2 separate regions of the Mus musculus genome follow, and region 1 is linked to region 2. Evidence: chromatin loops called from intact Hi-C (ENCODE). Cell type or tissue: left cerebral cortex. All regions are shown on one strand. Links, peaks and the distances in the headings refer to the core of each region. The heading gives the core; the rest is flanking DNA. Region 1 holds the start of Gm36561 (a long non-coding RNA gene). Region 2 holds the start of A430027H14Rik (RIKEN cDNA A430027H14 gene).

The links. Peaks named below come from ENCODE experiments on the same cell type or tissue, not always from the same donor. Only the 100,000 strongest peaks of a DNase experiment are listed, where the experiment ranks them.
Region 1: a loop joins it to region 2, with 2.9 times the contacts of the local background. A loop is called at or near these places in 9 of 42 quality-filtered maps.

Annotation. Positions count from the first base shown.
Region 1 is chr1:189,033,720-189,045,667 of GRCm38, reverse strand. It overlaps Gm36561 (a long non-coding RNA gene), which reads right to left and starts at 10,909. Exons shown (of 3, transcript XR_373831.3): 1 at 10,767-10,909; 2 at 10,543-10,677; 3 at 6,824-7,247. In left cerebral cortex, for the core only: a CTCF peak has its summit at 5,746 (motif pointing left); DNase peaks (open chromatin) are centred at 6,136 and 8,854; H3K27ac peaks cover 677 bases.
Region 2 is chr1:189,342,592-189,354,539 of GRCm38, reverse strand. A430027H14Rik (RIKEN cDNA A430027H14 gene) reads right to left here and starts at 11,489. Exons shown (of 3, transcript NR_165462.1): 1 at 11,200-11,489; 2 at 10,435-10,581; 3 at 9,648-10,073. Kcnk2 (potassium channel, subfamily K, member 2) reads left to right here and starts at 11,187. Exons shown (of 7, transcript NM_001159850.1): 1 at 11,187-11,497. The coding sequence starts at 11,452. In left cerebral cortex, for the core only: a CTCF peak has its summit at 5,135 (motif pointing right); DNase peaks (open chromatin) are centred at 9,185 and 9,731; H3K4me3 peaks cover 137 bases; H3K27ac peaks cover 464 bases.

The DNA of each region.
Region 1 (11,948 bases), core at 2,675-10,674, 310 kb after region 2:
CCAAAGAAATTACCAATATAAGAGCCATTAACATTTCCTTGTGTAGCCCAAACTCTGGATTCTTGATGCATCCAAACTCAGGAGTGCAGGGAAAGCCTAAGGGATTCAGTGAATTCGTGTCATTTTGTCTTCAAGAAAATGTAGTAGGTGACAGAGACTCCTCAATTGGTACAGCTGTCCTCACTTGGGGACAACCATAAAAATAGCACTGATAATGTACTAGTATTAGAACTAACTTTAAATTCCTTTATATGGCCTTTAATTCTGAGAATGAATCATAGGTCTCAGAAGAACTTGTGTCAGTATTCATTTGAGTGTGGAAAAGAGCATTTTAGATCGATTAGAATCGGTCCATAACAAGTGCTAACTTTAACTGTACTCGAAATCACCAGGGTTTGACTTCTTGGGAATAAGCAAGGCTAAAATTTTGATTTTCACCCCAGGTTATTTTGTACAGAATCTCCATTCCAAATTCCACACTCAAAGTCAAGTTCAAAGCTCAAGACTGCTGGGTGTCGAGGAGGGAGCTGACATCAGCGGTGAGCACAGGGCAGCAAAGAGACAAGGTTGCAGTGCATATTGTGTATTGGTGCCTGGGATCAGAGAGGCTGTAGGACAAGAAGGGGGGTTAAGAATCAGGACCTCCAGGTACCGTGAGGCTGGGCAAGAAGACTTGTATAAAGTTCCTGGTTTTGAAAATTTTATGTTAATCCAACCTTCTATATATCCTTGAAGATATATAGAAGTAGTTGGAGCCCCAGAAGCCATAGTTTCTTGCCTCTTTCATAGTCTCTGATGGAATTCTAATTGTGCAGTAATGTTATAAATTCATTCTCACTCTATACTGGCTTGGAAAGATGGTGTTTGCGAATAGGTCGTAGGACATTTTCCTGACTCATTTCATCACAGTGGGAAGATTGTCAACTGCCATAAACACCTGGTCGTGTACTCTCTTTAGTTAACCAGCTTTCGTTTAACTAAATGTTCATGAAACATATTTGGTTTTTACATTGCAGTTTTTAAATACAGCAATATACTTTTATTTCTAGAAAAAAATCATTGTTGTGCCAGTTGTTAGCAAGCAACATAGTAATAACAAAAAAGAAAGGCATGGGTTAGAAGTCTGAATCTACAGTTCCCTAGTGTCTCTCTCCAGATGGAGTATCTAACCTCTCAGAGAGCTTTTTCTCAACTGTAAGCCAAGAGAGAGCCAAGTGCCTGTTGACCATTGCTGTACCATGAACACACTTAGCATCATGTGGTTTTCATAACAAATATTTGGCTAAAATACATAAATTCATAGGAATATGAGCAGTGCTTGATTGGGCAAAGAAATTCCTTGTGAGGGGAAAGATGGAGAGAGATTTAAATGTGCAAGGGGGTTCCTTGTATAGAAGTCTACTTAATACTGGTAAGTATGCTCTGTGAGCCTTCTGATTAAGAAAATGGATTTGCAAGTTTTTGGTGGCTCTTTGCTGTTCAGCAGAGGTGGGAGAGCTGAGTGTTTGGCTCCCAAGTGTGGTGTCTTCAACTAACAGATGTATCTCCTCCCAGCCTCAAGACTCTGCCAGGCAGTGGTTTTGCTTTCTCTCCCTCTTCTCTAGGCCACTTCTCTGTGATTGGTGGAGGACTTCTGTTTCTATGTCAGTTTTTCTTGATACCCCGGCTTCTTCCATCATCTTTTAAGGAGACCTCACAGTGCCTTGAGGACGCTAGTCTTGTCGCGCATCAATGTACTCTATGGTAATAATGATAACTAATTTTTTTATTGGACTTTGAGCCCAGTGTCAGGCTTCAAAGAACCTCGCCAGTAAACATTACCCCCACTTAAAAATGTTTTTAAGTGAGAAATTGATTTTTTTTTCTTTCATTTTGCTCTTTGCAAAGCATTTTGCTAAGGGAGCTAAGCAACAACTCAAGTCTATCCGGGTTCAGAAGCAGTTCCTTTTGACGACTGGAATCATGACCTTCACTCTCGTGACCTTCACCTTCCACTGGAATGTGTTTCTTCATTTCCAGACCACTGCTGCGTGAACCTCATCACCGTCTAATCTGGCGTGTTCTCTGGACATTATGCTGTGACATTTCTAACAGCCCAGCTTCTCTCCTACTCTCTGTCACCCCGAATAAGCCTCCCCTTCAAGTTCAGTTTTTTTGGCTACCATTTCTTCAACCTGTCTTCTCCTCCCTCCATTGGCTGGAATCTCGCTAATAAGGTGATGCAGAGGCTTTCAGTTAAGTCCTCTCAGATTGACAAAACTAATTTGCATTGCCAGTTTCCACTCGACAGTTTTCTCCGCTGCAACCACAGGGTGACAAGTTGTGCTGAAAGGTGTATGGAGTTAGCACATTATCCAGCAGGCATGCATTTATTTTGAAGCTGCGCTACAGTAGGCACTATAAAGGGAGGCTCATATCCAATCTATCTCGAAAAGGCACTGGTTTGGTAGGAAACATGCATGTTCACATCCTTAACACTTTGGTGAAGGTAGATAAAGGGCCATTTATATCCAAGAGGTCAAAGGGTATAAAACCATGTTATTAGATGGTCACTGTGTTTATTAGGGTGACTGTTGCTGTGATGAAACACCATGACCAAAGCAACTTGGGAAGGAGAGAGCGTATTTTCTTCACAGTGTCATAGGACAGTTCATCATTAAAAGCAGAGAGGGCAGGAACTCAAGCAGAGCAAGAACCTAGAGGCAGGAGCTGATGCAGAGGCCATGGAAGGATGCTGCTTACTGGCTTGCTCAAACCCTCATGGTTTGCTCAACCCGCTTGCTTATAGAACCCAGGACAACGAGCCTAGGGATGACACCACCCACAAGGACTGGGCCCTCTCCCATCAATCACTATTAAGAAAATGCCCTGCCTGCTACATGATCGTGTGGATGCATTTTTCTCCTTTGAGGCACTCTCGTCTCAGAAGACTTTTGTGTCAGGTTGGCGTAGAACTATTCAGCCGAGTCGCCCATGACAACAGTTAAACTAGCACAAATGTGGAGGATCCAAGAAAAACCAAGGGTTCTGTCAGAGTCTCACACTGTTGAGGGAAGTATGGCTGTGTAACCAGGAAGCCGGAGTTAGAGTTGAAACACAGGGACAACTGTTGACAGGAGCCACCACTGGCCTTCTTCTAACAACGCTAAACTTCCTTCGGGAACTCATCTTTCTGTCATTCTGCCCAAAGCTGATACCAAAACGGTGACTAAGAAAACTTTAATGAGAGCTTTCTGAAAACAAACCCTCTTCTTGCAACTGAACTTGAACCACTCCAATCTTTGGGCCATCGTGCACACACAGTCTGAGAATAAAGTCTGTGTGTGACAGGTGGCTTTTTGAGTAAGTCAGGTTTCTCATGGAACTGCCTAAATCCCAAATTAAGCTGTGATTGACACCTGCCCTGTCCTAGGCCCATTTGAGCTCCCAAATTAAGCTATAACTGGCACCTACCCTGTCCTGGGCAAGTCTTAGGGTTCATGAATCATTTAATTTCTTTTCTCTGTCCTTATGCAGTTTGATTTGATTTTCTTCTGTTACTTTTAACTGAAAGAGATCTAGCTAGACAAGTATAGCCGAGAGAGAAGACAGAGCCGGGTGGATGAGCCGTAGCATCGCCTACAAATCAGACAAGACTATTTAGGCAGATTATCTAAACTAGGTTCCAGATTCGAACTCATATCCTGTGTAATTGGAGACAAGTCACTTACTGTCTCTGTACCTTAACTTCTTCTTACAGAAAATGAGATGAGTGGTTTTTTTCTACCTCACACATGTTACTAGGATTAGACAGAACAATCTCACATTGGTCAGATTGAGATAATCTGAGAGTGGCAGTGGGGGCTGGAGTAGTAAGGATTTTCACTTGAAAAAAAAAAAGGTGTATTTTTTTCCCTTTGAAAAGTGAAACAACGGTATAAAAAAAAAAAATCAGGAGGAATAGCCAGGCTGAGCGTGGCAAGGAGCTGACGAGGAGTTGAGTGAGCTCCAGCCTTGAGCTCCAGCCAATGGTGAGAGGAACAGAGAATGAAGATAACCAGAAGGAACCTTTTATGAAGACCAGTCCATAAGCCGGTCAAGGCGGCATCTGAATCATGGTCTTGTGCCAAGACCTGGAGCACAGGAAGCTGTAGTTTACCGGTGTATGAGGAACGAGTGTGTGAGGAACAAAAGGCAAAGGCGGGACTGGAGGCAGGGGAAGGACATATGAGGGAGTCCTTCTCAGCTCAGGGAGGACGATCGACTTCCTCTTACCCGGGACTGTATCCTGTTCCTCTAAAAGCACCTCTGAGGCGCTTTCCTGTCATTTATGGTGTTTTCTCCCCCAGGTTGGAGGAGAAGGAAGTGTTTTGCATGCACGTGTCCATCTCTGGGTAGTAAATGCTACAAATACGCACACCGTGATTCTAAATCTCATCTCCTGTTCTGTGATGAAAGACAGAGGGGGGGGGAAATATTTATGCCTTGCTACTATAGACAGAAACACAGACACTAGCAAGATTTAGAACAGAACCAAAACATCCAAGAGACGAATGAATGAGCATAAAATATTCAAGGCATGCTCCAACTGTATTAGAACATTAACACACACCTCTCAAGCTCTTTACGTATTCTAAGCTATGCACACAAAAAATGTCTGCTATGGTAATCGTTTGTATTCACAGAAATATGGAGGCAATCATAATCGTCTATCAGTAATAGAATAGTTGAAAAATCACCCCGGGGTGTAAAAAGTCTATTTTAATGTCATTTAAATGTCCTCTAAGAGTGAATTTACTTCATAATTTTAAAACACCTTCAGCGAATCAGGTGGAACCCAGGGTCTTTAGCAAACTCTGCACATTTCTACCACCAAGCTATGTCATCAGTCCTAGAAAGTGTTATGTGCTATTTGTATGGAGGACCGTGCCCAGAATCCTAGCATTTGGTAGGTAGAGGCAGGCAGAGTACAAGTTAGAGATCAGCCTGGGCTATATAGCAAAACTATCCCAAGAAATAATGAAAGGGGGAAGGAGCAATAATAATTTTATAAAATGTAGCATATGAAAATTTAAGCTATTTATCTATTTTATGGAAAGGCATTGATAGTATGGAGCCCTTAAATGGTTAAAACCCACAAATTGTCTAGGTCATGGGTGCTTTGGATTTTTTGTTTTGAGACAGGGTCTCTTGTAGATCAGGCTAGCCTTAAATATACAGTCAATGGTATCCTTGACTTTGTATCCCTTGTCTCTACATTCCAAGTGTTAAGGTTATGGGTATGTATAATCATACCAAGATTTAGAATTTCTTTTTTTTTTTTTAACTATGAGGCCTGGGAGTGTAGCTAAATTGGTAAGCTGCTTGCCTAGAACACAATCCAGCATTATAGAAGCCATGTGTGATAGTTTCAAAATATAGCTTATGCATGTATGAAATTCTCTAATAATAAAAACACTATACTTTGAAAAGCCAGTTTTTAAGGGCCCCTTTTCTATAGACTTGCCCTTGAACTGTTTATCAAGTGGTTATTTCTTCCAACAAAGATTGTGGACTGAATCAATGCTGATAAAGTTCTCTATCATGCCAATTCAGCACAGAAACACTAAATGATTGTGGTGATACTTTACTTAAAATATTTTTTAAATGTGGCTGGAAAGATGGTTCAGTGGCTATGAGCACTGGCTGCTCTTGCAGATGACCTGGGTTCAGTTGTCAGCACCAGCGGGGTGACTCACAACCACCTGTAACTCCAGTTTCATGGGCTCCAATGACCTCTTCTGGCCTCTGTAGACACTGCATGTGGTATTTTTTTTTTAAATCATTTCTTTACATTGTTATTCTTAACTGTTTAAAATGGCATATGTATGACATATACACTGGAAGAGTAAGGGATTCTCATAAGCCAGATGAAAGTTTGTCACTTGCTTTTTTTCTCCCTGACTTGGGTAAACTCATCATTCATGCTTTAAACCTGAAGCACCATATGAAGTAAATTCTGTTCTAAGCAGCTAGAAGATGCCAAAAAGATTTCCTTAAGTATTCTTAGAGAGTGGCGTGACAAGTGTGGCCCACGGAGCAGCTGAGTAGAGTGGGCTGTGGCGGTATGTGTCAGCTCAACATGAGCTAGAGTCAGCAGGGAGGAGGGAACCACAGTTCCGATTTTGCCTCTATCAGACTGGCCTGTGGGCAGGTCTTTGGGTATTCTCTTGATGAATGGTAGATGTGTGAGATCCCAGCACACTGTGGGTGGTGCCATCTGAGTAGGTAGGTGTTTCTGGGTTGTGTAAGAAAGGAGACTGAGCAAGGCATGAGGAACAAGCCAGTAATCGGTGTGCCTCCATTGCCTCTGCTTCAGTTCCTGCCTCCAGGTTCCTGTCCTGGCGTCACTTTGTGATGGACTTCACTGTCCACTGAAAGAAACCCTTTGTCCCCCAAGCTGCTTTTGGTCATTCTTTATATCACATCAATAGAAAGTAAAGCAGGACCTGGGCTTTAATAACAAATTTCTTGGCTTGCTAGCATTGTGTCTCATAAATAGTGTGTTCCTATACAGATGAAACGAGTAACAAGAACAAAACGTCCTTAGGATTAGGGATGAGATCTCCACCTTTTATTGTCCTAGAAATAAAAATTGGAGTCAATATTAGAAGCAAAAGCAGGGCTCCCAACATACCACTGCAATAAATAAGGTATTTATATTGTGCCTCAAATCCTCCATACAGCTGAGGACCTTAGCCAAGCACTGCGTGGGAAATGGTTAATAAACTGAGTACATTTTAGATACCATCCATCTTAGTTAGGATTTTACTGCTGTGAAAAGACACTATGACCAAGGCAACTCTTATAAGGACAACATTTAATTGGGGCTGGTTTACAGGTTCAGAGGTTCAGTCCATTATCATCAAGGCAGGAACATGGCAGCATCCAGGCAGGCATGGTGTAGGAAGAGCTGAGAGTTCTACATACATCTTCATCTGAAGGCAGCTAGCAGAATACTGACTTCCAGGCAGCTAGGATGAGGGTCTTAAAGCCCACAGTGATACACCTATTCCAACAGGGCCACAGCTTCTAACAGTGCCACTCCCTGGGGCGAGCATATATAAACCATCACAGCATCAGCCCTTTATTTAGACACAGCATCTGTGCTTGACAATATGGAGACTGTGGGAAGGGAGTACTGTAAACATGAGCCCTTTTGTTCATGTTAAATGTAGAACCATCTCCCGTGTCTTGAGAAATTTCCATCACACGAAACTATATTATTCCTAAATAAGGAAATTAAGAAGACAATAATGTTGCTAATTTAAACGAAGAAAGGAAGGACTAAGACGACCAGCCAGTACAAGCAGCATAACGTTTAGTATCTAACTCAGATATACACATATTAAATAAGTCTGCCCCATGTTGTTCAGTTCTCTTATGTTTCCTTCTGTAACCCTGAGAAGCAAAATATGTGTTCTCCAATCTCCTATGAGAATGGAATGTAGCGTATGATAGTCATGTGACCTTGGGTAGCCAATCAGATGCATAAGTTCAGACTCAGATCAGAAGCAGCAAGACCAATAACACCAGCATCAACATCTGGTTTCCATGGAAACAGTGATGTAGTTGTCACTGCAATGAAAGCTTTATCATGCTGTGTCCAGTAACACAGACGCAGTAACCACTCCCACAGATTCAGAGCACACTGCCCACCTGACTTCCTCATCTTGAACTTCCGAGTCATGGGTCAACATCTCCTCAATGCATTCCCTCTCTGTTTAAATTGTCCGGAGGGACTTTTTTCTTTTTTCCCTTTTGAAACACTGTTTACAAATGAAAAGGGATTTAGGGAAAAATTTTTAAAAAGAATGTAAACATGCAAATGGAATGTATATTCATCCTGCTCCTAGCAGCATGGTGTCCGGAGCACGAAGAGGTGAGCAGCATTGAGCTTGCGGCCCAGCTGGGCCACCCACTGCCCAGTGACCTGCTCCCTTCTGGGAGATCAGCAATGCCTTAGTGTTATTCTCAGAACACTGCTTTGAATTTTAAGTGAGTCGATACTGAGAACAGGGCCCGGTACAGATAAAAAAGCACATGCATGTTTAAACACAAAAACAAAACACCACTTACAATGTCAAGTTATGTTTAGAGGCAAAGCCAGTCACCTGTGATATCACTGCCGTGGCTTTTCCTCCGGGTGTTAGGAAAGGGTCTTGGAGGAACACTCAATGTGAAATAAGTCATCCTGTGACTGACAAGGGCTAGAACAAGCTAATTACCTTCAATACTCACATTCATGCATTCTGCACTGCAGAATCTATTAAGCTGGTGAACTTTGCTAGTGTTCGAAGAGGAATAGGAGATGTTCAAAAGGTCTGTGTATCATAAAACATCCCCCAGCCTATTAGTTAAGGTTCCAGTGTTGATTATTAATAGACCATGTACAAAAAGTGTTCATGGGGTGATCAGGTGACTTGAATGTTGTTATCAGATTAATAGAAGGGAGTTGGGGGGGGGTTGTTTTGGATTGTTTTGTTTTGAGGCAATGCCAACTGCAGGGCAGGTTCCTGATCTTCCCACCTCCACCCCCGCCCTCCAAGAGCTGGGATTACAGATGTGTGCCACCAGGATTACAGATGTGTGCCACCACGCTTAGGCTATGTGGTGCTGGATTTGGAGTCCAGGCCTGTGCACGCCAGGAAAGCACACCCCAGTTGAGCCACTGGGGTGTAGGAATGTTCTCAGTTGAGCCACATTCCTAGCCCTCAAGAAGAGTTTTCTATGGAATCCAATAGAATTTCACACTCTGGGGTAACAGCTTCTAGATGTGTCAATGATGAGAGGCAAGGTAATGACACGCCCTGGAAGAAGGGAGAAGGCTGATTCTGTGACACGTGAGGCTGAGAACAGAACCAGAGACTGTAGAAAAGTACTAGGAGTACATCAAATGATGTAAGGAAGATGTTGGGGAGGGGTTTACCCAGGACTGGAGGTTCCTTGCAACTGATTCACTAGAGAAACAGTCTCAGAAAGTCTCCTCTTCACTGTGACAGTGCTCTACTTAGAAAACCTGGGGAGGGCGAAGGATGATGCAAATGAAGAAAGTAGCAGGAATGAACATCAGTTGGGCTTAGGATTCCTTTTGGTCCTGTCTACCTTGCCCCATAGCAGGGGACTTGAAGACCATCAGTCACCCACTAGAAACAAAGAATCCACAGGAAACACTTCACCAATATCAAAGACAGACATGTGGGTAGGAAATGTACACTCTTAGAGTCAAGGAAAGAGGAACAAACTTGTTAAATTCTTCATGTGTCCCTTGTTAATATGAGATATATGAAATAACTTATAAAAGAAAAGGTTTGTGAGGCTGAAGAGATGGCTCAGCTGTTAGAGTCCATAGCTGCTCTAGCAGAAAACAAAAGTTCAGGTCCCAGTACCCACAGTGAGCAGCTCATAAATGCCTATAACTCAGCTCGGGGGGGGGGGGGGGGGGGGCGGCTGATGCTCTCTTCTGGCCTCTGCAGGCAAGTGTGTACATATATACTAGAGACACATGCACATGCCTACGCATGCACAAATGACTGTATGCATGTGCACGTATGAGCCTTGCATGGTATTTAGCACCCAAGACAGACAAATCCTTCTGTTGACAATTTGGAAAACTAATTTTGATAAATGTTTTCTTTATAACAGTGGTTTGGTTTCAGGCAGGATTAGAGTCAGAAACTTGCAACGGAATCCATAGGTAGGTAGGTAGATAGATAGGTAGATAGATAGCTAGACAGACAGACAGATAGATATGTAGGTAGATGATAGATAGACATACAGATATGTAGACAAAGAAAGACATTGATGCTGTTACATTTCTCTAAAGACTTTCGTTCATCTTTAAATCATTTAGCTCATTTGTTGTGCTTGAAATTAGATTTGTTTCTACCAAAGAGTAAATAAAGCAGTCAGCTCATTTAGTGTTTTTTAACAGCCACTGTGCTAGCTACTTCTAAGTCACTGAATAAAATACCAGACAGACAGACAGACAGCCTGGCCTGCCTCGACTCTGCCTGACAGGCAGGCTTTCACAAAAGCAGGCAAAATGGCTCCTGACTGACAGACAGACAGACAGACAGATGCTGAGGATGAAGGGTTGGTTTCAAAAGGTTCAATCCATCGTGGCAAGGAAGGTGATAACAGTAAAATGAACTAATGCTCTCCTGGTAAGGATCTTTAACAAACAAACAAACAAACAAAAAGCCTCCTCTCATACAGAAGGCATCATAGAAAAACATCTGAAGGCTTGTTAAAAGTTAATGCTTACATCTTTTTACCCAGGGAGACAAAATAGATTAAAGAATTTTTAAAACATTGATGTATCTGACTTTACTGTCCAGTTAATCTTGGCGACCAAGGAGGTTCCTCAGCTCCCATTCAAGCCTGTTTTTCCAGCTTCTAAGTTAAAGACCACAATATTTTAGGGGTGATGTGTGGTCTCACTGTTTACTTCTCTGGTCTGCTCTACCTATTAAGTAAATGAACACCAAAGCACAGTAAAGATGGATACTGCACTGCTCTCACCCAGTAAAATCGCCAATTCATTCTTCATTCTTCTTTCTCTTTCTGTTTTGCTCTTAGATCCATGAGGGGATACAGTTTCTACTGGCATAGAAAGCTCCTTGTCAATGCTGAATGAAGCTTCCTGGGCTGTCTCTCCTGTGTAAAACAGAATTGTTAATAAGAGATCATTGACTGAGACCTGACAGCCTCCATTATTGATGGCTATGCGCTCCTAAACTACTAACCATTATTTCTGCTACGTTAATAGATGCTCAGCCCCTTCAGCTGAGAGATCTCTCATCTCGGTACGCTTGGTACTCACATCCTCTCTCTCACCTTGGCACCCATTGCCAGAACAGAAGCAGCCCTCACAAAACAAGTAGATTTAGAACAGGAGTGGATTAGCTTCCAGAGTGTTACCTGGTAACCACCAACAGGGGCCTCTCTGTTTGATGCTTTGCCAAGTCCCATGGGTTTGTTTGTTAACCAAAAGATTAGGAGTCCTCCCTGTCTCCCTAGAATTTTAAATCTTGTTGGAGAAAGATAATTATCTCTCTTCAACAGTAATGATTAAACAAAACAAAACAAAAAAATAACCCTCAGTTTGTCCCAAGTTGACTTTTAAATTTTGACTATTAACACAACTGTTTAAAATACTAACTGTATTTTTCCATGCCTGTCTCCTACCAAACAGTAATGACTGACTAGATTTTTTTTTCAGCAAAGAGAGAGTAGATTTTGAAACAGCCTACTAAAGCAATGTCTGAGCTACTTACGCAAAGAGTTAGGTGTGGATGCCTGAATTATTTAAGGGGGCATGAAAGTAGAGGAAACCTGTTTTTAAATCTTTGCTGATCCAGAGACGAATAGAGACGGAGTTTGGTGCTGGCACCTCAATAAGCTCACAAGTGATCATCACTCTGAGCCACAGTGAACCGCTCCGGTTCCAACTCATTGCATCATTTGGTCCTCTCCAAGCTTCAAACAGTGTAACCTCTCTCCTGCCAATCAAAGGCTATGTGTGAGTGATCCTCAGGATGCCTTGAAAGAACTCCAATTACACCCACAAAAATGACTAAAAGCAAGGTTTCTTAGTCTTCTAGAGGGTTGCTGTTCTCCTGAAGATACTTTGTTTGACAGATTAATCATCGTGTATAGTTAAGACGGTGACAACAACTAACCACACACTTGAAAACAGCTAGGGAAGGGTCTGAAGGTTCCAGCATGAAGAAATGGAGCCATGTCTTCAGCTGCCACAAGTTGGTGTGAACATGCAATATCATCTTTCTCTGTCTGGTTTATTTTACTTAATGCAATACCCATCCATGTAGCCATTAATGAAGGGTTTAATCCTTGCCCACACTTAAATGATATTCCTTTGTGTATACAGATCAACTTTTTATCTGTTCTTCGCCACTGGATATCGT
Region 2 (11,948 bases), core at 2,090-10,089:
CATATCCCAAAGTGACAATCACGACTCCAGTAAACAAAACAAAACAAACACAAGGCAGCTCATTACCAAGAACACTGGGAGTCGGTTTGGAATCTGAGCAATGCAGCTTTGGCTCCCCTTCCTGAGAAAGCATCAATGGAAAATGCCAAGCAAGTTTCTTCTTCTTCTTTTTTTTTTTCCACCCAATATCCATCCAAAGAAAAACCACCACAAAATTTAGCATTCCACTGCTTGGAGTAAATATAGAAAAAACAGGAAGAAAATGAAAAAGGTCATGAAACAGTATTCATAGCTACCCTTAGTGGCTAACAGATTTCCACCAGTGGTTAAAAATAGTTCAGTAAATATTTGACAACTTAGTATTAATTAAAATGAGCCTAGTGTGGCACTGTGGTGGTAAGGACAGGAGTGAGATTCCTGGTAAACCTGTTCACCATATGAGTCACAGTGCTAGGGGCATTGCACACCTGCTGGCTATGAGCCCAGACCCTCTCCAGGGTCCTTACCGTGTTTATATTTTATCACATACACTGGTTCTCTTAGCAACCAGCAAACTATAGTTAAATTTTATTTTAACCAGAACCCAGCTTGTGGAAAATATTTTTACCTGTGTCCAGAGGATGACTTTAATATGAAGAAAAAGAGGACTTCTGTCAAAGCCAGAGATTATAGAGCAACTGTGATTTCCAAGGACACTGAAAAGAAACTGAACACAGTGTGTAAGGTGCATCTCAGAGAAATACGGCTCAAACTCTGGGGGACACAGCAAAGAGAAATTTTATTGAGTGCATGGTAGATGCTGGGGTGACCATTTCTAGGTCTGTTCTGTCTATTTCTGAGAGCCCCCTGCAGCCCACCCACATCCTTTCTGATAATGCTGACTGATACCCACCCACCCATTTGCTGCCTCCTGCTAAGGGTTTCACACCAGGGAGAAGTGGATGGGGCTTAACAGTCCTCTTTTCTCCACAACACGGATGAGTTTGTCCTTTCTTGGATCATGGCTGCCAGTGACCGTCACTGGCTGGCTGCTCCTTACCAGGTTCTTGCAATAGTTCAGTCACTATTCCAAGCACATCTTCACATGTGTCCTCTCTCAGGCTCATTGACGTACTGACGATGCTAACTATTTCATTTCCCTTCATCAAACAAGAAAACTAAGGCATAGGTGAGAAGTGACTAGACCTGGATGGAAATCTAGACATAATAAATGTGACCAAGTTCACCAGAGATAAGCTCACAGAAAATTTCACAAAAAAAGTTTATTCATAATGTGTAGTGAGTTGGATGTTTCAAGAAATCTAAATAAACAGTCTAACCTAAAGTTTTGAAACGGGTTTTTCATCTCCTAATGTTTCAAGAAGTATATGTCACAGGAACCTGAGGCTCAAACTACACCTTCCTTGAGATGGCTCTTGCTTCTGTCATGGTTCTGGGATTTTGTAATATAGAAATTGCTGTGTTGGTCCAAGTAGCCTTCTAGTGGGTGCTGAGACACTTCATAAGCATATCTGCATAATTGGCTGTGTTAGTTTGAGTGTGATGTTGACACATCTTGTGATTCTCACATGGATTGAGAAAAGCTTGTGACTACCTGGAGTCAACACTCTTAACTGCTTATTACCAAATCATGTCTACTGGCCCACAAAGGCAAGACTGTGGGAAGGACCAGTGAGAAGCTTTCCAGTTTGAGTGGCTGCTTAGGGGAGGTCAGGGTGCCCTCTATATCACCAAACCTTCTTCCCTTCACAAACCATCTCCCTGAAGAGTGTAGAAGCAATAGGAGAACTTTCCAGGGTAACTAGCCTTCTTCCGTTGGCTCCCAAAGCAGGCAGCCATAGGTCTGGCTATACAGCTCTGTCATGAACATCTGTGTGGGAAAGGTGCACAGGGATTAAGCGGGAACTTGGGAGAAAAATATAAGGGAGGAGGCAACTTCACCAGGGAAGGGCCTGCTCATCGTTTTCGAGACGGGAGATGAATTCGGGAACCTGCAGAAGGAGTAAGTGGATGACCTTGATCCTTGAGGGAATGCTGAGGCACGTGGTTTTGGTGGCTTTCTGCTTCTCTTAATTTGTCTCAGTAGGTGGTGTTTGAGAAGGCGCAACTGTCGGACTTGAAGGCTGATCCCATAGACAATGACTGCTCATGCTCAGACCTGGACATTTTAACTTAGTTTAATAACTATCCATATCAGCCCCACCCCACCACACTCACGAAAGAAATCCTGGCTCCCTGCTGTTTAGAGATGGCGGAACACTCATGGAGGTCTTCTGTCTTTTAGAGGCATGTATTGCACGGGTTGGAAGGGTCAAACCTGTTTCTGTCTTCTGATTCCCTCTGTGGGGTGAATGGATTCCCTTTGCGTGCATTGCGACTACAGTGCGCTCTCAATGGCTCAGAGTAAAAAAATCCAATCTGTAGGAGACGGAAGCCTTCCAGTGCTGGAGCCAAAAGTAAACCTTATCTCTTCATAGGCTGACTTATCTCTGGCATTTGTCACAGTCAGAGGAGGCTCATGACCTCAGTGACCTAACTGGTAGTAACAGTGAGGGAACCAATCAGGAATGAGGTGACTTGAGGGTGGGCTGTCTATACAGTGCAAGATCGTGTACTATCTGTGTTTATTAAGAATTTTTGGGCCTAACGGTGATTTTTTTTTCAAACACCATAGCAAACTATCACTTACTTTGAAGGCTCTGTGTTTTTTCCTTACAACCCTTGAATTTTAGACTAGAGAAGGGAGATCCTTTGAGGTACTAGCCCTGTGAGAAAGCAGTCAAATGAGACTCTTCAACACATACAAACTCATAGAATGATCACATTTTATTGTTACCCCCCCCCCCAGGGTATCTGAAGCGGTGCTGACATAAAGCCTGTGGTCAGGAGGCCTCATGACCATGTTTAGCCTGTAGACACTTTTATTTTATTTTGTTTTGTTTTCCAGTAATTGTCCATTTTCGAAATCTGTTTTTACTCAATTTGAAAATTAGAAAAATTTCTAAAATAATTTGAAAATCTGGCTTCTAAACTATTGGTAGGTCTCAGACATGGGGCCAGCGTTTCCTTCTGGCAGGAAGCAATTAAAGCTGACGGAAATGTTTGCTCCACTCCTGATGCGCACTTCATGTGCACTTGGTACCTCTGTGATGCTGTGGGCTTTGAGGTTCAGACTCCTGACTGACGCCTGAGCTCTCAATCAGTCATGCCTCTTATGGCTTCATCTCATGGGCTAGGCATAGATTTTTGTACTTATTATGTGTTAGCCATTGTGCAGTGGACCAAGCTGCCAAGGCCTCTTTATTTATGGAGTCTTGCAGGCACTGTTATAGGCTGAATTGTATTTCTCCACAATAAATTTTGGGGGAAAATAAATAAAATCTTAATATCAGCAGCACTTGGAATATGACCTCACTGGCAAATCTGGTCTTTGCAGAAGCAGTTAAGAGGAGTCATTAGAGTAGCCTGAGCTACTTCTGGTATTCTTTAAAAGCGGAAAGTGTGGATCTGGAAGTTGACCACTCAGAGGGCACATATGCTATGAAGGAAGACCAGTATACAGTGCCCAGGGCACGGGTGTGCAGTCTCCAGGCCAAGAATCACCATGGATTTTAGCCAAGTGCAGGAGCTGGCATTTGACAGAACTTACCCTGGGGAGGTGTGAGGAAGCAAGGCCTTGGGACACCTTGATTTCTGATCTTTGGGCTGCAAAGATCTATTGTTTTTAACCACCCACAGTTTTTTTTTTTTTTTTTTTTTTTGCTAGTAACAAAAGACAGTCTGAATAAATATTTAATGTCAGTGAAGTAGCAAGGAAGGGGTGCAAGGGCTGCGGTTTAAGATGCTATGTTGGGGCCAGTTGGCTGAACGTGCCTGGGAGGTAGTGGGCTTTTCTGAAGAGGGTGGGGTGTTTTAGCTAAGGTCTGATGGGTGATTGTAAGTTGTATTGGGTAGGAAAGAGGGCAGGCACAGTCTACACACTGGGAGAACTGTTGTGTGTGAAGGCATCCAGGGGAGATGTGGGTAGGACACACTCAGAAAAGCTGGAATTCAGCTGGTTGGCTGAACTAAGAGCCATGGAGCATGGCCTCTGTAGCTCATGATGCTCTCACCAGCCCATGTTGTTCAGGGAAGTTACTTGGCTTCTCTAATGCTGAGAACCCTGCTGTTCGACTCATGGTTCTTATGCTGATTAAACCACACAGGGTCTTCAGTACACTGAGGGCCCTTGGGGCAGGTTATCTGTGCTGCCTCCCTCTTCATTTTCTCTCTCTTCTCTTCGCCACTCACCTTCCTCTGCTCCCTCCTCCCCCTCCCCCTTCAAAAACATCCCCTCTCTTCTCCATCTTCCTCCTCCTCTTTCTTTTTGATAAGTCAAGGATATGCCTGGCCCTGGGTCACTGTGACTTAAATGCTGGAGACTCCAGGAAAGAAGAGTGTCCGGGGGTTTCAACATCACCACATTTTACTTTCAAAAGTTTCATGCTGTTGCAGTGTGGAAAGGGACCAATCCTTTGTGGAGAAGAGGCCGTTGGTGCAAGGCCCTGGGGAGAAGTGGCTGAAAGGCCACTCATGGAGTCTAAGTGCCCCAGCTCATATGTTAGGAAATATAGAAAATCCTTGAGCAGTCTACCCAATTTTGAATCTGATAGAAAGGCACTGCCTGTATTTTAGGATTTTCTTCTATAATAAATATGGCCTAGGGTAATACAATGTTAAATCTTCCATAAGTCTAGCATATGGCCTTAGGCGAGTTTCACATTTGCTCATTCAGTTGCAGACACAAAAAGATGTAAGGAGAGGAACTTCCGTAGGTGGGGACATCAGCAGCTTTGCTTTCTGAGCACAGCAGAACATGTCTTCAGGGAGTCACTCCTCACATTGTCTATTTGCTTGTGAAATCTCAGAGGACAGACCGGGTCGTCCCCTTCTGGAACCATAGTCCACATAGCAGACACTGTGGTCTCAAGCAAAGGCAAGCTGTTGCGCTGGCAAAGGGCCTCTGTGATGCGGGTTTCACAAGAAGGCCTACCTATGTGGAACAGCCACCAGGTACTGAAACCCACCAGGGAAGATGCAGGAGGCTGTTGTGAAAAGCCTTCCATAGGCTTGAGTTTCTGAACACTTGTTTCCCAGTAGGTGGCGCTGTTTGAGGAGGTTTAACTGTAGCTTTGTTGGAGGAAGTAGGTCACTGGGGCAGGCTTTGAGTTTAGACTGGTATGCTAGCTTTAATTTTCTCTGTCTCTACATCCTGCTGAGGTTGAAGATGTGGGCTCTCAGCTTCCAGCTCCAGGTGCCACATCTGTTGCTCGCTGCCACGTTTCTCTGCCATGATGGACTTTAACCCCCTGAAACCATAAGCCCAAATAAACTCTCCCTTCAGTAAGTTGCTTCTGGTGGTGGTGTTTTATCTCAGAAACAAAAGAGGCACCAATAAAGAAAGTCTGTGTTGAAAATGGGAAAACCAAAGCCTTTGCAAGTCACACTTTGAAGCTGAGATTTGATATGGACATAGGTTGGTGTCTACCATGATCTGCCAGCTAGTATGTTACCATCAAGACATTTTTCTCAACACTGCCAAAAACTGCCCCAGTGACCATGCATTATCCTGGTAGACTAAGCCTGGGTCCCATCTCCTGTCAAATGGTTCCCAAAGTGCAGTTCTTGGAGTATAGCATTACTGTCTCCTGAGGACTTGTGGTGCCAGCTCCCAAATCTCTCAGAAGACACAAAGCAGCAGAATCCCGAATGTGGGAGAAGCCTGTGGGGTCTACCAGCCCCTCCAGGTGGTGCTCATTCAAATTGAGGTGTGGCTTCTACACAGTGCTTGCATGGACCCTCCGCCTATCTATCTCCTTTCCTTGGTGGCTTCTAACTCCCTTTCTGATGGACACACTATAATTTTGAGCACACATAGTCTACACACACACACACACACACACACACTGGCCTTGAAGGATTGCTTTCTTCTTTTCTTTTCTTTTCTTTTCTTTTCTTTTCTTTTCTTTTCTTTTCTTTTCTTTTTGTTAGATTTATTTATTTATTTTATGTATATGAGTACATTGTTGCTATCTTCAGGCACACCAGATGAGAGATCAGATCCCATTAGAGATGGTTGTGAACCACTATATGTTTGCTGGGAATTGAACTCAGGACCTCTGGAAGAGCAGTCAGTGGTGTTAATCACTGAGCCATCTTGCCAGCCTCCAAGGATTGCCTTCTTAAAGTTGTTGTACAGCTCAGGTCTGACTGGCATTTGATACTTGCCTCTTAGAGGCCTCCTCTGTCCTCTCCTGTCACAGAACAAATCACCCCACCTGCCCAGGCTCCCCGAGCTTCCCCTATTCTCTCAGCCACCTCCTACCACAGGCCTTCGGCTAGCTCTTCTGTTGGGGAAGATCTTTCCTCACATCTGTTACATCCTCACATACATGTTCACCTCACATATATGATCACTTCTGCCCTGTAGCTTTCTTAATGACTTGCATCTACCCTCCTTAGACCACATGGTCCTTCCTATGGCTACAGAGCACTGGCTCAGTGTGCAGCAGGCACACAGTAAGCGACTGGATAGTATGCCTCATTCCTCCTCACAACTGTAGAAGACCGTTACCTAGAGGATTGAATAAATGACAAAATATGTTAAGGGAGTCAGAATCTGTTGGTGGTGTGGCTTTACCAGTAGCTCCCTCGTTTATGGGATTGGACTAATGGGTAAATTATCATATTAATACACATAAATGATGCCAGTATTTGGATCTAGAATGCCTCCCAAAGGCTCCTGTGTAGAAGGCTAAGTCCTCAGCACAGCAGTATCTGGAAGTGCTGTGGACTTGTGGGTAGTGGGGCCTGGCGGGAGATGGTTAGGTCATTGGAAGCTTGGCTCAAAGGGGCGAGACACAGGCTGCTCAGTTGTTCTCTTTGGCTTCCTTGCTTATTATGCAAGTGGTTTGGCTATGACAGTCCTGTCTTCATGAGGTCCTGCTCAGTGCTGAGGCCCATAAAAATGGACAGTGTGATTTTGTACTGGATGAAGCACTTTTTCTTTCTAGGGTAGTGGCCTCAGTGTTCCATTCTAGTAACGGGAAGATGACAGTACATACAGTGTGCATACAGCACATACACATAGTACATACATACAGTGTGCATACAGTACATACATACAGTGTGCATACATTAATACACACAGTGCATACTTACAGTACACACAGTACATACATACAGTATATTATACATACAGAACACACAGTATATACATACAGAGCACACAGTATATACATACAGTATATACTGTGTCTCTCCCTGGCCCTTCCAATCCTCTCCTATGAGTGCAGGGAACTCTCCCTGCTCTATAGATCAAGAGGCTGATCATCTGAAAAATAAAGAACTTCATCCCACTCACAATGCAGAAGCAGAGGATGTAGGACGTTCACAGATCTCTTTTGATGTGGTCAAAATGATTTAAAAAAGAAGAAGGAGGAGGAGAAGAATGCTCATTTCTTAAAGTGCCCCCCTCCCCCCCCCCGCTAAACTAGGGCATTTTGAGCAGGCTAGGATCAGAAAAGCAGAATTCACATGAAAATGAACTTCTGAATTCATGCTGCAAGTTGGAGCACTGCACATAATCTGAAAAGACCAGAGGAGGCTTGGTGGGAGCCCAGTGTCGTCGCTACATATTCTGCATTTTCCTGGGTATTAAAGAAATTAAGGCATGTCAATTAGCACCAAACCACGAGGAAGCAATCCGCTGCCCTTCAGTTACACTCCTGGTGCGGTCGGGCGGTCGGTATGGATGGAGTGTAAGGTATGATTGTTGGTAACAGGACAGTCTGCCCCATTTTCTTGTTCCTCTAGTTTAAGTGATACAGGATCTGGTCCTCCTCATATTTAAAACACCCCTATGCATGCCTTTATCATACAAAGTCCCTTAAAGAGGCAGGTGTGTTGAAGGAGGGACTGTGGAACTGCTATGGAAATGGGGGAAGAATCAGCGGTGCCTTGGGTACTCCCACAGTCCCTTCCGATTATGTGTGAAGATTAGCTTCTAGCTCCTCAGAGTAAATCTCATTGCTATTTGATGTGGCTTAGACTCTTTCCTTTCTGTCTGTGTTTCCTGTTTTAAGAGATATATTTTTAATGCAATGTGTGTGAGTGTTGGCCTGCATGTGTTTATGTGCACCAGGTTTGTGCAGCTCCCTTGGGGGTCAGAAGAGGGTGTCAGGAATCCTGGAACTGGAGTGACAGATGATTGGGAGCCACCATTTTGGTGCTGGGACCTGAACTTAGTCTGCTTCTAAACCAGCAAATGTTCTTAATGGATGATCCGGGTCTCCTGCTCCCAGGTCTCCACACAGCAACCAAAGCACCCTGTACACATAGGACATGAACAAGCTGACAGGGAGAATGGCAGCACAGTACTGGGATTGGTGGTGAGACTGAGAGTCTTCAAGTGTGGGTGGCACAGGGGCACGGGGCCACGGAGCCATGGAGCTGTGAAGCCATGAGGACATGGAGGCACAGAGGCATGGAGGGGCAGAGACATGGAACCACAGAGACATGGAGACATGGAGGGACAGAGGCTTGGAACCCTGGAGAGATGGAGGCATGGAGCCCTGGAGGGACGGATGCACAGAGGCATGGAGACACGAAGGCATGGAGGCATGGAGCTACGGAGCAATGGTGTACAGAAATACACAGGGGTACCAATCTCCTAGTGTACAGAGGTTTGTAACAAATTAGAGAAAGCAAAGAAAGGAAGGAGGGAAAGAAACTGAGTGAAAGGAAGGATAGTCTGGGGTCATTTCATCCTGGCAGCAAAATGGCATATAAGGAAACATGATTTCAAGTTGGAGAATTTGCCCCATTCCCTATATGAGTTGGGTGTCCTTGCTCAGAATTTTTTTTGGGGGGGGGGAGAGGAGAATGCTAATATTATCATTGTCAGCCCTCCTTGAACCTGGCCGCCTCCCTAGTCCTGGGTATTATAGGACCGTTGTCAGCTCTCCCAGAGCCCACAGGATAGTCTGTGACAAAGATGACACCAGGAAGAACAAGTGGTAAGATGCTGGACTAGGACTCTCCAGAAATCTCACCCAGCATGGAAGTTTTTGGCGAATGCTTGTCTGTAATGACAGGACTGCTGTGAAGACATTTTATCTGTGGAGTTAGCTCAAGATTACTCTAGACACGTAGGTGGGCGTCACCCACACGGGAGCCAGAGAGACTTCCTGGAGTCAATGAAATTGTACCTCAAGCTTCCAGTGGGCTGTAACTGCTCTGGGATTCCAGAGGGATTTGCAAGATTTAGGAGTTGTATGAGCCAAACCCCTAAAATCAATCCCCTGGGCAAGTACTTTTGCACACAGGAAGATTCTGTACACAGAATTCTACTGAAGTAATCCTTTAGTCCTATAAAGTAGGTGTGTGTGTGTGTGTGCATGTGCGTGTGCATGTGTGTGTGTTGGGAGAATCTGGCTGTTGGGCCCAGACAGGCCTGCAGTGAAATGAGCCAATGAGATGAAGCAACAGCATGACCTATGACCTAGAAGCTCTGGGAGGGTCTAAGTCTGGGAGTGAGATCAGACTCATATATTTTTAAATGACTTAAGTTACTTTTGAGACTAGGAGTCAAGAAAAACGTGCTTAAATTGGAGCAAGATGGATGCTTTATTTCATCAGACAGAACAGGTGCTGGGACTATTCTAGAGTCAGAAATAGAACAACAAGTACAAAAAAAAACCATCATTGATGTTGGAGAGTCTTGTAAACGACCTAAGAGGTTCACATTACAGCCAAGGCTGTGTCTGTGGCGTCCTTCAGATCCCTGGGAAAACACTGACTGTGTGCAAGGTGCTGGGGGCAGAAGGTGGAGGTCAGCTGGGAGTTCCTGCTGGCAAAGCTGGAGAGGGAGGGCCGGCAGTTTTAAAGTTCTTCCATGTTGAGTGAAGGCACCATCCAATCTCCTGCCCTTTCTAGGCCACTTCTGTTCCAAATCAGTTCTTGTCGCCAAGAGTGCAGCCAAGGTGTCTGGATAGAGTCGCCCAAGCTGGGGTTCTCCAAGTGCTGGGGAGGGGCTGGCCAACGAGTTCAGCCTGAGGGCTGGTGTCTTCCAGCCCCACAAAATCTGCCCACGCCCACAGCATTCAGCATCCTTAGCATCAGCCTTGGGATGGGATGGCAGGTTGTTCCAGAGAATGTAGTCTGTTTCCCTCCATCCTCCCCTGACTCAGTCATACAGTTCCTTTCGGATTCAGGAACTCCAGGCCCAAATCAAGCAGCCCTGAGAGTGCTGTGACTATTGCTTAACCCTTCCCCAGTGTAGCCTGGAACAGCTGGCACCATACTCTTGCAGTCCCCACTCTGAGGCTCACAAGGCAGCGGGATGGTATCTCTGTGCCACCCTGGTGGAGGGGCGCTAGCGAGGAAGATACTCACCTGTAGAGATCTGGGGTCTCTCTTGACACCCGGACTGGATTCGGGAAGGCATGGAAGACGCATGCATGACAGCTAGAGCAAGAGGTGGCAGGAGGACGCTGGGTGATGGGTGCAGGTGAGGCTCGAGCGGGAGGCAGGCCGAGGGCGCTGCGGGGAGGACGCATTGGCAGCTGGGGCGACGCGGACGCGCATAGGGCTGGGAGGGGTGTGCGGGGAGGCGAGCCCGGGCGGGGACACCGCAGGAGCAGGAGGAGGGAGTTCGGAAAGGAGGGAAGAGCGGCGAGGCGAGGGGAGAGTGGTGCTACGGGCCAGGCGGGCCACCCCGGGCCACACCCCCACCTTGCGGGCGCCCGGCGGGGCTCGAGCCAGGCGGGGCGCCTCACAAAGACATGCGGAGAGGGGCTGCACAGGGCCGCGGCACAAAGACACCCGGGTGCTCGGCCGCACGGGCTGCAGTGATCACCCCCTCGCTGAGCCCCGGGGCAGAGCCCAGCCGCCGGCCGAGCGCACGGAGCCAAGGGCCGAGCGCACCCAGGGCCCGCGCGGGACCCCAGGCGGCCACGCAATCGGGGTGACCCATCGCGCGCGGGGGCGTCGTCGTCCGATCCCAACTTGGCCTCGGCCTCGCCCTCTGCCCAGCCTGCCACCGCTGGTGTCCTCTCCTTCCGGCGATTTCGTTTCTTCTCACGCTCCCCCCTCTATACCCCTCCCGCCTCCAGCCCCGCTCTCCCCACCTTGTAAAACAAAGCCGGGGAAAATGCCTACCCGTGCAGCTCGGAGCGCGCAGCCCGTCTTGGAATAAGGAGTGAGTACAATGGCGTGTTGGTAAAAACAAAAAAGAAAAAAAAAAGAAAGAAAGAAAAAGAAAAGAGGAAAGAAAGAAAGAAAGAAAGAAGGAAAGAAGGAAAGAAAGAGAAAAGAAAAGAAAACAGAGAGAGAGAGAGAAAGAAAAGAAAAAAGCACCAAGTCTGTGTTAAAACAAACAAACAAACAAACATTTTGAATGCTGCATGCCTCATGCTTGCCAGCGCCTCGCGGGAGAGACCCGGCTATACTGCAGGAGGTGAGACCCTGGGCATCCATCCTGGCCCGCGCACGCTCTCCCGGGAGGGCAACGCAGGTCCCCTAGCTTCTCATCTTCCTCTCCATTCTGTGGGTTGGATGTGATTCGGGCTTGGTGACCTCAACCCCAGCACGCATACATTCCTGGCTCCGTCTTGCGCTTTTCCGCTGGTGCCTGGGGTTTTTGCGTTTGCCTCCCTCGGGTGTTGGTTTGGCGCAGCTTAAGACAGTTTCCAGAGAGGAGGGTCAGCCCTAGAGAGTAGCCCTCAAGCAGGTTGCACGGTGGCCCTGATCACACTTGTTGCCCATTGCATGGGGGACACGCAGTAGTGCTGGGGCAAACAATTAAAAGCTTGTTTCTGCTGCTGTTTTGGGGGTACTGGTGGCTGGCGGGCGGGAGAACCGATTATGGATGAGGACCAGAGACCAGGAGCTTAAAGAGGAGGACCATG